Regions from separate parts of the Homo sapiens genome. Here region 1 is linked to region 2. Evidence: chromatin loops called from intact Hi-C (ENCODE). Cell type or tissue: heart left ventricle. All regions are shown on one strand.

The links. A loop is a pair of places that touch in the nucleus more often than their neighbours do. Peaks named below come from ENCODE experiments on the same cell type or tissue, not always from the same donor. Only the 100,000 strongest peaks of a DNase experiment are listed, where the experiment ranks them.
Region 1: a loop joins it to region 2, with 5 times the contacts of the local background. A loop is called at or near these places in 7 of 110 quality-filtered maps.

Annotation. Positions count from the first base shown.
Region 1 is chrX:37,419,244-37,427,243 of GRCh38, forward strand. It overlaps PRRG1 (proline rich and Gla domain 1), which reads left to right. Exons shown (of 4, transcript NM_001142395.2): 3 at 6,597-6,757. Among named protein-coding and RNA genes, the nearest start is that of PRRG1, 74 kb to the left of the region's middle. In heart left ventricle, no CTCF peak of the experiment used is centred here; no DNase peak of the experiment used is centred here; H3K27ac peaks cover 978 bases.
Region 2 is chrX:37,344,903-37,352,902 of GRCh38, forward strand. PRRG1 (proline rich and Gla domain 1) reads left to right here and starts at 4,462. Exons shown (of 4, transcript NM_001142395.2): 1 at 4,462-4,493. RefSeq lists enhancers at 4,258-4,769, 4,770-5,280. In heart left ventricle, no CTCF peak of the experiment used is centred here; a DNase peak (open chromatin) is centred at 4,429; H3K4me3 peaks cover 2,435 bases; H3K27ac peaks cover 3,288 bases.

The DNA of each region.
Region 1 (8,000 bases), 74 kb after region 2:
TCCTTTCTAAGAGCTTATTTGTGGTCTGTTGTTAAAATTCCAGTGATGATAAGCTATCAACATATATTTGACCAAAGTTGAAGTTAATAAAAGCAAGCATATACATTATGGCAAAGGGTATTTCCTCACAAGTTTGTTATAAGTATCAAGTCCTTATAATAAGGACCATTTCTGGACCATTTCTTGAGAAGAAGTTCTGAAATTTTAAAATCTCATGATATCCCCAAAATATTTATGAATCATAAAAGTATATTGTAGCAACTATACAGCATTGGTTAATTGAAAAGACTTATAAGATTCTACGGGGTATATTCTCATAAGGCTTTAATAATGGCTCAAGGTATGGTACAGCAGGAGAGAGATCACTCACAAGGCCATTTTTAGTTGCACAGGACACATTTGTCTTCTAATTGTGAACCACCAAGATTATGTGCAAGATAACCTTGGTATCGGGAGCTAAGGCTCATGTGTACAGAAGATCTTTGATATCCCACTGGTCATGTAGCTGAAACTAGACTATGTAATCAATTAGTCAGGTGCAATCAGCCTATATGTTTTCCAAAAACAGTTCAGGACAAGCTACTACAGTGTGCCTCCAAGCGAATTTGAGACATTAAATAGCACTTCATAAAGCTACTACATGTCATCCCAGACTTGACCAAGGAGACCAAACTCCCAGGCATTCCTGAAGTTAAGGAGACAGACTCACGGCAAGTTAATCCTATTTATTCTATATTTCCTAAGTGTATTTTTATTATCAGCTTGATAAATATCATTTTTTTTATTTCACAGAATAACTGCCACAATGGTAATGACAGTGAGTCACACTACTACTTATTGTAAATCTGTTTTTTTGTCAAGCCCTGAGCAAAGCACTCATTTATAACTTATAACTTGAGATTGGTGTTATTTTTTCAGTTTTATAGATGAATAAGTGACGCTTAGGTTTTTGTTTTCTTCACATGGCTATTTGTTCTGACAACCCTTTTTCTTTCTAACTAGTGCACACTAACAAGCTTGGGATATCCATAAGATTAAATTGATTACTCAAAACAACCACAAGGCTCCCCCCATCAATGCCATAATGTCTTTATTCCTTTTCTGACTAACCTTGTTCCCACAAGAAATCCAATAACTCCAGGGTTGCACAATAGGTCTAGAGGAGAGGCCCTGACTCTTGAATTGAAGAAGAGCTATGGAATGCTAGGTTCATTTGTAGAAAGTCCTCATTCTCTGTTCTTGATGTTCTTGCTACTGTTTGCTACTGTTTCTGGTGTATAGTCTTATATCAAAAATAGGGCACCTATGGCCAGGTGCTATGGTTCATGCCTGTAATCCCAGCACTTTGGGAGGCCAAGGTGGGAAGATGGCTTGAGCCCAGAGTTTGAGACCAGCCTGGGCAACATGGAAAAACCCCGTCTATGCAAAAAAAAAAAAAAAAAAAGAAAAGAAAGAAAAAAGAAAAAAGAGAAGTCAAGTGTGGTGGCACACACCTGTAGTCCCAGCTACTCAGGAGACTAAGGTGGAAGGGTCGCTTTAGCCCAGGAGGCAGAGGTTGCAGTGAGCCAAGATCACATCACTGCACTCTAGCCTGGGCTACAGAGCGAAACTCTGTCTCAGAAGTGAATAAATAAGTAAATAAATAAATAAATAAATAAACTAAGGCATCCAAACCACAAACTCACACACCCACCAGAAATATGCCTGCCTTCTGACCTTGAAGAACATCCGTCATGTTCAGTCTTACAATAGAGCTCTTTGTGTATCTCTTTTATTATATCTTTGTTACCTCTTGCACTGAAGAACCTTGAGGGCAGAGGTCATCTGCTACCCATCTTTGTGACTTGTTGCATCCACTTATTTTATTTATTTTTATTATTTTCTTTTGAAGAGAAAGCATGGATGAGAGCTTATTTATTTTGAAATTATGAAAAAGTGGTTACATTTTTTTGAATAATATACTTATTTTGTGTCTGTGTATGTGTAAATATGCCTTAGGTTTGAAATATTCAATTTAATAAGAGTATTTCCTAACCGAATCTGAAGAAAAAAGGTTTAGGTTTTTCTTTATTTCCTTTAATGGGAAAACTGCATGTTTTAAATAACACCTCAGTATTGTGTTCTCAAGGCACATTTACATTCTGTATACTTGTCACATCATATAATCCTTGATTAAGGCATGCACATGATTCCTGATAGCTGTAATTTAACTCACACAATTTAAGGAGAAAGAGGCAATTAAGGAAGTGATCACTCAATTTAAGGAAGTGATGGACTTTAGTTTCAAACATCATGGCTTTAGTTAAACATCCTAACGCAAGCCCTTGCAGCCTGGAAATTGCCCCATGTTTTTAGAGGAGATAATCTGATTTCATCCTATAGATCAAAGCTGCCACCTTCTCCCTTATTTTGTTTTCGCATTTTAAAAAATTCTAATTTTAGGGGCACATGTTCTCAGGATCTCCTGAGGGCTGTGTCATGGGCAAAAAAGAAAATAATCTAGTTCTGGTATCATCATTTAGGGTCCATTAGGTTTCCAAATACTTTGATGAGCACTGGCAAATTCTCTGCCACTACTTCCTGTTCCCTAATAAATGGCAGACATAACTAATCTATAATAGTATCTTTCCTACAGGTCAGATTCTTACTTTAAGTGATATCTTCTAATGGACTGGATTTGGCAAGTGAGATAAAATCTACTTGCCAGCTGAATCCATGTAGAGTTCTTAGTATTATATTACCTTGCCGCCCAGTACAAGAAATACATAGAATATGATCATGGAATGCTTGGTAATTTGATTAGACTTGGATTAGAAGCTTTGTGTCCTGCTGTATTACCTTCCATTTGCTTATTCTTCTAAATTAGACTGCTTTCTGGTTACTGGAGTCAGTGGCTTGCTTTGACTCACCTTTTTGAGTTGGATAGCATATAAGAAAGTAATTATCTCTTAGAAGCATTTAGCTTTTTTCTCTTAAAAGTTCAAAATACATTAATGTTGATTGATTTATCTTCAGAAAAACTGATTCGAAACCCAGGGATATCTTAGACCACATTAACATATATATTGTCTTTAAAACAAGGAAGCCAATAATCCTGACCAGTTTTGCACTTGTCAGACCAAACACAAAGTATTGCGCTCAGCATAGGTCACTGTATTTTGAGAGGAAGATGATGCAGACTCAAATCCATTTTCTATGGCAAACAGATGAAGAAGCAAGACATGTTTATTCTGGAAAGGAGAAGTCCCACGGGAAACCATTTACTGTCTTTCTTCATGTATTAGTTGGCCTGTTATATGGAGGAGACTTATGCGTTAATTCAGAGGGTATAAATAAGACTAATGGCTAGGAAGTTGTTAAATCAGTAAAATATCTCTTGAAAAAGGGTACTATAGTCAAATATCACAAATGCATGTATCATGTTCCTTTTCAGATTTACAAATACATGCATGCATAATGATGTTTCAGTCAACAACAGACTGCATATACAATGATGGTCCCATAAGATTAGGAGCTGAAAAGTTTCTATTGCCTAGTGACATCATAGCATCACAGTGTTAACACATTACTCACATGTTTGTGGCAATACTGGAGTAAACAAACCTACTGCACTGCTAGTCATATAACAGTATAGTACATACAATTATATATATTGTATGTATATATATTTATTGTCATTCTGGAGTAAACTCCTTCTACTTATGAAAAAAAATTAACTATAAAATAGCCTCAAGCGAGTTCTTCTGGAGGTAATACAGAAGAAAGCATTGTTATAATAGCAGATGACAGCTCCATGCATGTTATTGTCCCTGAAGACCTTCAAGTGGGATAAGATGTGGATGTGGAAGACAGTGATATTGATGATCCTGACCCTGTGGAGGCCTAGGCTAATGTGTGTGCTTGTATCTTAATTTTTAACAAAAAAGTTAAATTTTAACAAAAAAGTTTAATTTTTAATTAATTAATTTTAATTTTTAACAAAAATTAACTTTTTTTAACAAAAAAGTTAAATTTTAACAAAAAAGTTTCAAAAGTAAAAAATACAATAAAATTTTTAAATAGGAAAAAGGCTTATAGAATAAGGATATATATAAAGAAAATATTTTTGTACAGCTGTACAATGTGTTTGTATTTTAAGCTGTGTTATTACTAAAGAGTCAAAAAGTTAAAAAATTAAAAAGTATGAAGTAAAAACATTATAGTAAGCCAAGGTTAATTTATTACTGAAGAAGGAGAAACATTTTCCTTCTTTTTATTTTCATTTAATTTTATTTTTTATTTTTTAATTTAATTTAATTTTAATTTTTTTGAGATGAGGTCTCACTGTGTTGCCCAGGCTGGTCTCGAACTCCTGGGCTCAAGCAATCCTCCCACCTCAGCCTCCCAAAGTGCTGGGATTACAGGCATGAGTTACTGCTCCCAGCCAAAATATTTTTTTTAAGAAATATATTTTTATACATTTAATGTAGCCTAAGTCGACAGTGTTGATAAAGTCTACAGTAGTCTACGGTAATGTCCTAGGCCTTCACATTCACTCACCACTCACTCAGGCCAACTTTCAATCCTGTAAGCTCCATTTATGATAAGTGCCCTGCAAACTCCTTTTATGGTAGGTGCCCTATACAGTACCATTTTTTATCTTTTATATCATATTATTCCTGTATCTTTTCAATGTTTAGATATACAAATACTTACCATTGTTATAATTGCCTATAGTATTCAGTATAGTAACAAACTGAACAGATTTATAGCCTAGGACCAATAGGCTATATCATATAGCCTAGGTGACTAGTAGGCTATGCCATCTAGGTTTGTGAAAATACACTCCATCCTGTTTGCACAATGATGAAATAGCCTAACAATGTATTTCTCAGAATGGATCCACATTGTTAAGTGATGCATGACTGTTTATACTAAATATATATGAAGGGCCCTAAAAAGTCATTCAGTGAAAGATCTCTTTAAATTTGTTAACCCTAGCATTCCATAAATACTTCACTCAGAATGTTTCCAAGGAACTCTCATTAGGGTAGTGATTCTCAAACTGTGGTAATGGGAGCAGCAGCAGCAGCATTTCCTGGAAACTGGTTAGAAATGTAATTTTATAGCCCTACCTCAGATCTATGGCATCAGAAACTCTGGGGTGGGGCCCAGCAGTCTGTGTGATAATCAGTCCTTCAGGGATTCTGATGCGGCTAAAAGGCAAGAAGTGTTAGAAAATTTTACTGTTATTCTCCAACTTAACAGTAACCTTTTGCTTTCCTTCATTACACTTAACCACAATTTGTATTTTTTAAAGTTCTAATGATATTCTATGAATCTGTGAATTCATATTCCATAATCATAATCTATTCTCTGAATTTCCTTCCTTCTGTACCTCATAAAGGGTCATAAAGGGAACCCTTTATGAGGTACAGAAGGAAATACTCATTGAAGGCCTATCATGGTTTTCACCCTGGTATAAGTGTCATCTAGCTGGTGTCAATTTGGATACTTTAAAGAATCCTAAATAATGAGTCCATATATTCTATAAAGTAAAATACTCATTTCTATAACAAAGCAAAACTTTAATCCATTGCTGGCTGTCATTGTCATTTTTAAAAGAGCACATAAAAAGTTTTTCATTTCCTTCAAAATGTTTTTCAGAAAATGTAGACTTTTTTAGCATCTTGAAAGATCTGTAATGTGCCTTTTCTTATGTCAGAATTCTATAAATTAGGAAATGTTCTAATCTCTTGCATTAACGGAGATGAAATTCTGGTGGCATTATATTTGTCTCTCCAAACAGGCAACATTCTTTTAGAAAAATGTAATTGAAATTGAACTTAAAATGTATTTGTATTTAAAAATAAAACATCTTATTTTTTATTTTTTATATTTTATTATTATTAAAATAAAAGCATCTTTTTTACATGGTTTCATAAATGTATTTTGAATGTTTATATGAAATGCCTCTGTAAATCATGCAGAAGAATTTTCTTTTTCTAAAGGACAGTGAAATGAGGTTGAATGTGTTAAAGCATCACACTATATTTAACTCAAGTACATTTAGAACAAAATTATTATTAGGATTTCCATAGAATGAATCATGGCCAAATTTAACTTCTCACAATTTTTTTTTACCTATTCTTTTCATACAAGTTAGAGCTCTCTGGGTTTATATTACTAGGTCAACTGAAGTGTTATTTATTTTTAGGTAGAGGGACAAAGACTGATAATCTAGAGACTGGATTTGATTTGGCTGCTGCTGTCTGTCAGCAGAATGCCTTGGGGTATCTACTTACAGTAATGAGTATAAGTAGTGCTATCATTATTAGTATATTTAAACACCCATGGTTTGCAGGAATGTGCTGAAGTCTGAATATAACATAGTTAATTATGTCACTGTCCCTGCCCAGGGCAACTGCTATTGAAAGGACATACTCACATCATGAGGAAGATAGCAGATACAGTGGTTTGGAGCTAAGTGTTACTTCATTGCTGACTCACGGAAAGAGGTTTAGGATGTTGGCTATGTTTTCTAAAGAGCATCTAGCAGTTTTCATCTGGTATATCAACTTGCCACATAGGTTTTTTATACTTATATTTCTTTTTAGTTTTCCTCACGGGAGAAAAAGCCAATTCCATATTAAAACGCTACCCAAGAGCTAATGGGTTTTTTGAAGAAATAAGACAGGGCAACATTGAGCGTGAGTGCAAAGAAGAATTCTGTACATTTGAAGAAGCAAGAGAAGCTTTTGAAAATAATGAAAAAACTGTAAGTATGTTGGCAATTAAAAAGTTGCACAGATTTGCCTACCTTTTTGATGTATATTTGAAATCTGCATCCCTGAATTATGTACATTGCTAGCAATTAAAAATTCCTTTGTTAGGAACTCGGAAAATGGCATCTAACTAGTAATATTCTGTGGGTTGGAGAGCTAGGTTCACTTCCCCTTGTGCTGGACTGTCTTTGAGAGCCCCGTTCCTATAGGACTCTGCTGAGCGAGGATTTATCATCTTGGCGAGTAGGAAGGATTTGATTTGCACAAAGCTTTGTTCTAGAAGGTTATAGATAATATCACTTTGCCTAATTACAGAGAAAGTGTGGAGGAAGCTAATGGATGGTGATAGTGTTTTAAAAGGTTTTACTTCTCGTACAAAAGAAAAGACATCCAGACATACCTTCCCACTCCGCGAGAATACTCCTCTTTACTTCTCTTTACTCTAGACTACATGCTATTCAAAGAGAGCAGGAATGGGACAGCACAAGGCAGGGGTGAAAAGTCTATAGAACTGCTCCACAGCTGGAAATTGTTACCAGAGGTAGCCATTGTATAAAGATTCAGTCCTGGGCAGCAGGAAAATAACCCTAGATGCTAAACAAGTGGTGTCACTTATGCTAAAAAGATACTAAATATACCTTAAGAGCAGCAGATGCAAAAGTTTTAAAGAAAGGGGTAAGAGGAAGAAGCCACATCTTAGTCAAATCACAGGGTTAGAAATAGGGAAAAGAATATATCATCCATAATACCATCATGCAATCACAAAGCACGGTTGACCTTTTATTTTCTTTCCAGCTTTTTCCCTTTGCATCCGCTTAGTCATTGTTGGTTTTATTTTATTTTATTCATTTTACTTTTTAAAAATAGTATATGTTCATTGTAGAGAAATTTAAAAATGTAGTAACATAAAATCACTTGAGTTTTTAGCACCACCAGTTTTATAATTTTGGTATATCTCATTCTGGCCTATTTTTACTACATAGATACTTCATAAATAAGAAAAATAGGATTGTAGTAGAAATAGTGTTTTGCACCATAAAGTTTTTAATAAAAACTGGCTGAAGTTACTATAAACCATAAACAAAACGTGGTTTTTGATATTGTGTTTTATCAAATAATAGAAATTATAGATATTCTACTATGGTTTTCACAAGGCTAATGGCTTTTTACCCTACTTTATCATTCTCCTTTAAAGAAATCGTAAGAACTTGTTTGGGATTTATTGTTCTAAAAGTA
Region 2 (8,000 bases):
CCTTTTGTTCTTTTTTTCACAAGGTTTTTTTCCAGCCCAGAATATTTTATGCTTTGTGATTAATGCTAGAGCTACACTGTCTGTCTCTCCACTCAAAGATCTCTCAGTGAAGAGGAAGATGTAGGCATAAATATATTAAAGCATAAGCCTTAGGAAGGGGGATGCCAGTACAGAGATAGCAAGCAGAGTATCAATAGCTGATTTACTTTGCCTTAAATGGCACCAGGAAGAATTTACATAGTGGCTGTCTTTGAGCTGGATCCGTAAGAACGTGTCTGCTAGAGAGAGAGAACGGGAAAGTCCTAACAGCACGAAAGTATAAGGTAAATACAGCTAGCAGCTTAGGGTGCATATGATGGGTAGGGGAATGAGTTTGCAAAGGTGCAAAGCAGCCAGATAACAAGATTTGATTGTGCTGAAAAAGTTTGCATTTTATGGTAAAGTGGACAGGAGTCATGAAATGTCTTTAAGTAGTACAGTGGCTTGATCACATTTGTGTTTATAAAGCTATCTGGCAGAACTGGGAAGGGTGGACTGGATTCGGGAGAAACTAAAGACAGGGAAACCAGCTGGGAGACCATGTGGTAGCTCAGGTGATTGGTGATATATCTGAAGTGAGGCAGGAAAGATGAATTAATATGTGAAACATGTAAGAGGTAGAATGAATAGAAAACTGAGGACAGAGAAAAAGTGGTCATGAGTGATTTACCACTTTTAATGTGTTTGACGGGGTGCATAGTATTTTCATTATGAAGAAAATCAAATGCAAGAAGGAAGGCAGATTTTGGAAGAGAAATTGAGTTTCATTTCTTATACCTTGAGGAGGAATAATCCATTAGCCAGGTAACTAGAGATCTGAAAATCAGGAGAGGGATTAGTGTGAGAGATTTGATTTGCAAGTCATTAATATTGACTTGACATCAGTCAAGAAGAGAACTGGATTTATACCTAACTGGTATGTCTAAGGGAGACTTGGACTATTGGATGAAGATTAGGCTGAGATAATTTATGAGGCCTTTTCTGGGCCTTTGAGTAACTATAAAGTGAAAGGAGGAGTGGAATAATATGGGGTAACTGGGAGATGGATGCTGGTGAAGTAGACAGAAGATCTGGAATACCAATTCTAAAAGTCTGGTTCTTAAGCCTGCCTTATTTATTTAACAAAAAACATATCAGAAAAAAAGTAATTGGAGGAAAGTTAAGCTCTCATCCTACATTAATTAGAATATTTTATGGTTTATGCAAGAGAAATTAACTTGAGCTAGCTTCAGCAAAATAAGATACCTTCTTATGAGGATTCAGTGGTTCCTCATAGAAGCCAATGATAAGAATGCCATTGTAACTATGAGGCAGACAACCATTGAGGATCCAGGCTCAGCTGCACTGTGTCTACCTCTTTCTGTTTCTCCCCTCTTCCATCCACTCCAGATTTGTTTTCCTAAGATTCTCCTTATGTTATAGTTCCTAAATTGACACATTATAGCTTCAGACACCCAGTGTTACCAATTCCCTGCTACTATTCTAAATCCCCAGGGAAGTTCTGTGGCCCAGCATGGGTGAGATGCTCCATCCTGATCCAGTTAATTCTGTGTGTGTTTAGAGGGGCCAAGGGACTCCAGGTCAATTAAATAATAATATCTGGGGATGGGATCCAGATATCAGTATTTTTTTTACAAGTGTTTCAGTTTGAAAAGCAGTGGCTTAGGCTTTGTTACTTTTATGTAAAGAAAGACTGTAGTAGGGATATTAATGCCCCCCAAAAGATATCCACATGCCAGTACCCAAAACCTGTGAAAATATGTTACATGGCAAAAGGGAATTAAAGTTACAGATATAATTAAGGCTGCTAATCATTTGCCCTTCAGATAGGGAGACTGTTTTGGATTATCTTAATGTGCCCAATATAATCAGAAAGGTCCTTACATGTGGAAGAGGTAGGCAGAAGTGTCAGTGTGTCAGAGTAATATTATTGTTGGCTTTGAAAATGGAATACAGCCATGAATGAAGGAATGTGGGAGGTCTCTAGAATGTGGAAAAGGCAAGAAAAAAGATTCTCCCAAAAAGTTTCCATAAAGGAACTCAACTCTGCTGACGCCTTGATTTTAGTCCAGTGTGACTCTTGTCAGACTTCCTCCAGGACCATAAGATAAATTTGTGTTGTTTTAAATCATGAAGTTTGTGGTAATTTTTGTACAGCAGCCACAGAAAACTAATACACAGACACTGTTAACCAGCTTTGTTAATACTTGAATACTTGGGGAGGCAGGGAGAGGGAGAGAAAGAGGGGTCAAAGGTAATTCCAAGGCTGTATTCCTTAAATACAGTTTCGATGGTGGACATCTTTTTTTTTTTGTCTGTCCATTGCCTGTCTCTTCTGAAAACGGCATCTCCCCCTTACTGTTTGTTTTCATTTAGAAATTTTTCTCTTTATTTTTTTTTCTTTAACCATGTGGTTCTAATTGGGTCCCATTCTTATGTCACATACGCATTTTCTCTTCAGGAGTGGTTACGGTACTCAATTCTACCCAATCAGATGTTTTAACTGTTGCTTTAAAAACTGGAAGTGAGAGAAGAGAGATACTTTCTCTCTGGTAGGAACTTGGTAGGTGTGAGCAACTTGTAACAGGCTACGGTGCCAAACCAGCAGAACATGACTTTGAGATGTTCTGTTAGAATGACCCTGTCTGTATTGAGAGCCTGAGCTGGAATTCAAAGCATTCCTGTTGCTGGTTCCATTTAATCCTATGGCCAATCATAGACCTACCCTTTCACAACTTGGGTTACACAATAACTTCCTGTTTTTGCCTGATCTACTTCAATCTAGTTTTTGTCATTTCAACCAAAATATCCTGAAAAATTTAGACAAAAAAGAAAAAAATAATCAAGTGAAAAGTTTTAAAAAAACACATATGCACATTTATTAAGGATGCAAATCTTACTTTTATTAGCCTAGCAATTTTTTTAAGAACATGTATGTGAAATATTTTACTAGTGAAATGAATAGGACAAAGTCCTGCTTCCAGGCACTTACAGACTTACTAATCCTGCAAAATTTGTGCCTACATTACCAATATACCTTTTGGCAATATATCTCTCTACATCCTCCCTAGGCTTATTTGACAAGTGCAAGATAGAAATGAGTTCTAGAAAATCTGATTTGTAAAATATATGAATGGAAGACAAGAAAGGTTAAATGGAAGAATTTTGGGATATTCAGATCTTTAAGGGCAATCACCAAACTCTCCCATAAAATGCTCCCATCACAGTTAAAATGCTTGCTAGGAAAGACTATTGGTGTGGTCCTGTGGCAATTCTTTTATTCTTAATAAGCCAAATGTTTCTTAATTCCATCACAATTAAAGTAAAAAGAAGGGGAACTTAGTTTGGAATAAATCACTTCAGGTCCACAGCCCAATTCACTTTGGATTCACTCAGGCGTGTGTTTATTTTAATAGCTGATCTGAAAGCATGTGAGATGCCACAGCTGACCAGACTGTAAACAGAAAAGCATACAAGTTAAAACCAAGCACGCATGCAGCATGGAATAATAATCAAGCTAGACTCCTTATGATGCAAAATGCCAGAAAACCTCCAAGCATTAGGTCAAAGTTTACACAATAGCAAAAGCCTTTTATTCTGTTTCTTAGAGGGGCTTGTAGAAGTTTAAGATTCAAGTTCTAAGATAGCTCTACCTAAAAAGCGAGGTCAAAGATGGGTTTTCTTCTCAAGATATTTGGGTAAGTTTGTACAAGACGGTTTTTTTTTTTTTTTTTTTTTTTAGAAAAAGCAGATAGTTGTCACCAAGAGTTGTCCGGAAACAGTGGCAAGGGAATTATTCCTCAAGGAAAGTGCAATTCTCTGAGCTGTAACAGTGGACAATGGTCGAATAGTCACCAACCACGATCTGGGCTCACACATAGCAAAGAGGTATATTAACTAGGATGCCCTACACAGGCGGTCTGTGGATGAGAAATCCCTATGCCCCTCACTTCACCAGGGCTGAAGAGTACGCGATGAGGAGAAATGACTAGGAAAAGGAATAATGTGTGGTGAGGTATGTATGCGAAAGAGAAAAAGGCTGGCGGGGACCCGCGGTGGCTAGGAGAGACGTGGCGGCCCAACGGCTGACTACTTGGGCCCGCGCCGAGCCAGGCTTTCTCCACGGTGCGTGTGGGAGTGCACAGAGGGGCCTCGACGGCTTTTCTGTATGTGTTATAAATAAACCCCAATAGTGGAAAGCTCCAGCAGGATGCCCTGAGCCCTGGGTCTTCCCAGCAGAAGCGGTGGAGGATCCGCCCCTCGTTTCCCACCCCCGCGCCCCACCCTGTTCCCGCCCCTTCTCTCTTAACCCCGCCCCAGCCCAGCCCCCGCCTCTTTCCACCTCCCTTCCAGTCCGCTCCCGGTTCCTGGCTCCAGCTAGGCTCGGCAGAAATAGGAGCGCGCAGGCGCGACGTGCGGCTCGCAGAACGGCGAGTAGCGGAGCGGGACCCGCTGTGAGTGTGGCGGCCGCGCTGGGTTCCTAGCTGGGGAAACGTGATCCAGGCGAAGCGCCCCAGGAAGGATTGGGGTGTGTGGGGGTGACTTCGGTTCTGCGAGGAGAAACCCGTCAGATATGCGGTAGCGTTGGTAGCGACGCTGCCTGTGGGTGTCCGGCCAGGGCCGCGTGGGGAGCGGAGTGCGTGGTAGCGGGAGTGGGTGAGGGTGGGTATGACGAGAAAAAAAATTGAAGGAATGGGGTTTACAGGCTGGAAGTCCGCACACAGACTGGGCAGGACCGCGAGGCTTGCCAACGGTGCTGGAGGGTGTCCCAGCTTCAAGTTCAGTCCCCTGCTTGGTGCCCATGAGGGACGTCCCAAGCTCATCCCTTCCTCCAGCGCTGCTTTCTCTGGTGCAGAGTTGCTAGAAACATTCCCCGTCGGAGGGGAAAGGATTTGGAGGCGGTGGGCTGTCGGCCCGGGCTAGTCCCAAGGAGGGCGTGGCGTTCGTGTGACTTTCCTTTACCCACCCCCGGGAATGTGTCCCTCTTCTGATCCATTGTGCCCGTGGACATTTTAACAAAGGCTATGACTGTTTTGTAGGCAGTGGCGGGTGACAGTGGGAGGGGGTGCGTGCGAGGTCGGTCGCGGTGCGGCCCTGGGGGATGGGAGAGCGGGGGGAGGGGGAGGCGGCGTGGGGGGAAGTGAAAGGAAGAGAAACAGTCTTCCTGCTTCAGGTTTTTCCTTCTTCCTGGTCCGCTGAATTTGATCACTGGTAGGAACAGCCCCAAGAGGGATATGACTGGAAAGTAGTGTGTGCGCGTTTGGACTCTGGCTCCAGCCACTGGTTTTTGTGATTGTGCTGTGCAAGTATTTTCTACGAGTCCCTTTAGGAGAAAAGCGAAACTAATGGGATTTGAGAGGAAATAATTGAATGAAAGGATGAAGAGGTTGAGTGACAAAACTTAGAGCTTAATTATTTGTCTGTTGATGGTCATACTATAAAGCCAGACTTTGAAGGATGCGAAGGTGTTCAAGCCAGGGTAAGTGAAAAGTTGGTTAGGCTACTGTTGATTGTTTCAATCAAGAGTGGATTATTGGGCATGTGTGTGGATGTGCTGTCAAGATCTTGGGCCGACTCACTTTAGAACCTTTGAAAATAATATTAAGGATACAAAACATTAGGGCAAATATTGTAATATTGGATAAAGCTCCATATGCTTTCATTTTCAAACTTAGGGACTTTTATGAAAGATAGTATATGTGTTCCCAAGCATAGATGTTGATATTTTTACTCATTTGTTTTAAGTTAATACAACAAAATAAACTGAACTTCCTCCTCTCCACCCCTTTCCCTCGATTGTAAATCCCGTTTTATAAACGTTTACTTTCTGATCTGAAGTATACTTAAAAACACAATTACCCCGCCCAACCCCCACCCCTGCACCAACCCCAGGCATGAGGTGAACAGGATTTCTTCTGGTTTTATTGTTATGTTATTCTTTCTTTTTCTATTTTCCCAAATTTGGGGCAGGTGGAGGGCGGGGAGTGTTAGGGATGCCTTTTCTCTTTTCTAGTGCCTGATGAACTCCTATTCATCTTTCTAGACTTAGCCTGATTCACTTCTTGAAAAATTTTGCCATCTTCTCCAGAGTGAATTAATCACACCCTTTTCTGTTAAATTTATATAACTTGCCTTATTTCTCCATTACTACTAGAACCTCAGTCTTTTGTGTTACCCTTGTACCTAGAGCTGCCTGGCATGTGATAAGCACCTAATAAACTAACTTACAGATATATATTAATAAATGCTGTTAGAAAGATGGTAATTCATAGGCCGGGTGCAGTGGCTTACTCCTGTAATCCCAGCACTTTGGGAGTCTGAGGCAGGTGGATCACAAGGCCAGGAGATCCAGACCATCCTGGCTAACATGGTGAAACCCCGTCTCTACTAAAAATACAAAAAAATTAGCCGGGCGTGGTGGTGGGCGCCTGTAGTCCCAGCTACTAGGGAGACTGAGGCAGGAGAATGGCATGAACCCGGGAGGCGGAGCTTGCCTTGAGCTGAGATCGCGCCACTGCACTCCAGCCTGGGCTACAGAGCGAGACTCCGTCTCAAAAAAAAAAAAAAGAAAGAAAGAAAGAAAAAAAAGATAGTAATTCATATTGCATAAAGTTCATGGGATAATACAAGAAATTCAGAATTCTGAAATTGTATTTAATATTTGAGCAGCATTATTTGGAATATGGATAAGTACTGTGTGGAAATATGTTCTCATGTATTAGTCATAGTTTATCCCTCTAAAAAGAGGTGCAAAAACTCTACAGATAAAGGGAAAATAGGGATCAGAAAAAGGTGAAGTTTTTAAAAAGGCCAGTTTCTGATACTGAAACTAGTGAAATTAACTATTTGTAGAAAGACACAAATAGGTTGCTGCTGGAATTTAGGAAGTACTACAAATGAATCAGGTTGCCAGATGGTATTCTCTGAAGGGTGATGTAACTAAAGAAAGCTGTAATCTAACCAGTTGTATTATACTTCTTTTACATCTTAAAGTATTTTCGGCCTTTGGCTAATGGGTCTCTTCATGTTACAGTTCCCTGATAGGCTTGGTCTAACCATTTCTGCCAAACTGTCTTTGACATCTCTCTTAACTCCACCAGGATCACTGGCCTTCCAGTTACCTCTGGCTCCTAACAGGAATTATCTTCCCCCTGTTCCTCACCTCCAGCCTTCTTCTCCTGAATGGATATATGTATTTGAGAAAATACCATGAACAAATGATCACTTACTTTATAAAAGAATGGAATTGGTTCTTTAGTTTAAAAATAAGTCAGAATTGGCTACCTGCTTAGTCTAGCCTTCTGTGCCTGCAAAGCAGACAGAGAACTATGAGCATTAGTAACCCTTATTTTTCATTTCTCCCTTATTCATCTAAATGCAAAAGCACTTTTTTTCATTTCACTTTTAAAAATAGCATTAGTCATTGTTCCTAAAACACTTCAAGTTAGTCTCTTTTTTTGACTAAAACTCAAAACTCAGGGAGGAAGAGTAGTAGCATCCATAAAACTTTTTTAAAGTTCTACATCATCTGTGGACCTACTGACTGAAAAAATATTCCAAACCAACCATTGTGATTATACCTTCCTTCTTAAAACTTTCCTCTTAGACTTCCTTCTCATATTTCTGATTTTTTTTCTCTAATTCTTTGACCGGTTAACCTCAGTCACCTCCACAGTCTTCTCAGGGTTCTGTTCAAAACTCTTTTTCTCACTGTATGCACAAGAGTCAAGGGCATGGAAACTGGAGAAATCGAAAATTGGAGGCAAGACAAGAAGTTAAACTTTTCTTTCCGAGCATTAGTTTCCTCACTTGTAAAAATGATAATTATAATACTTACCTGATAATTAAGATCAGGTATATAGTGATGTGACGCATAATGACATTTTGGTCAACTATGGACAACATGTGTGATGGTGGTTCCCATAAGATTATAATGGAGCTGAAAAACCTGGTGACTTTGT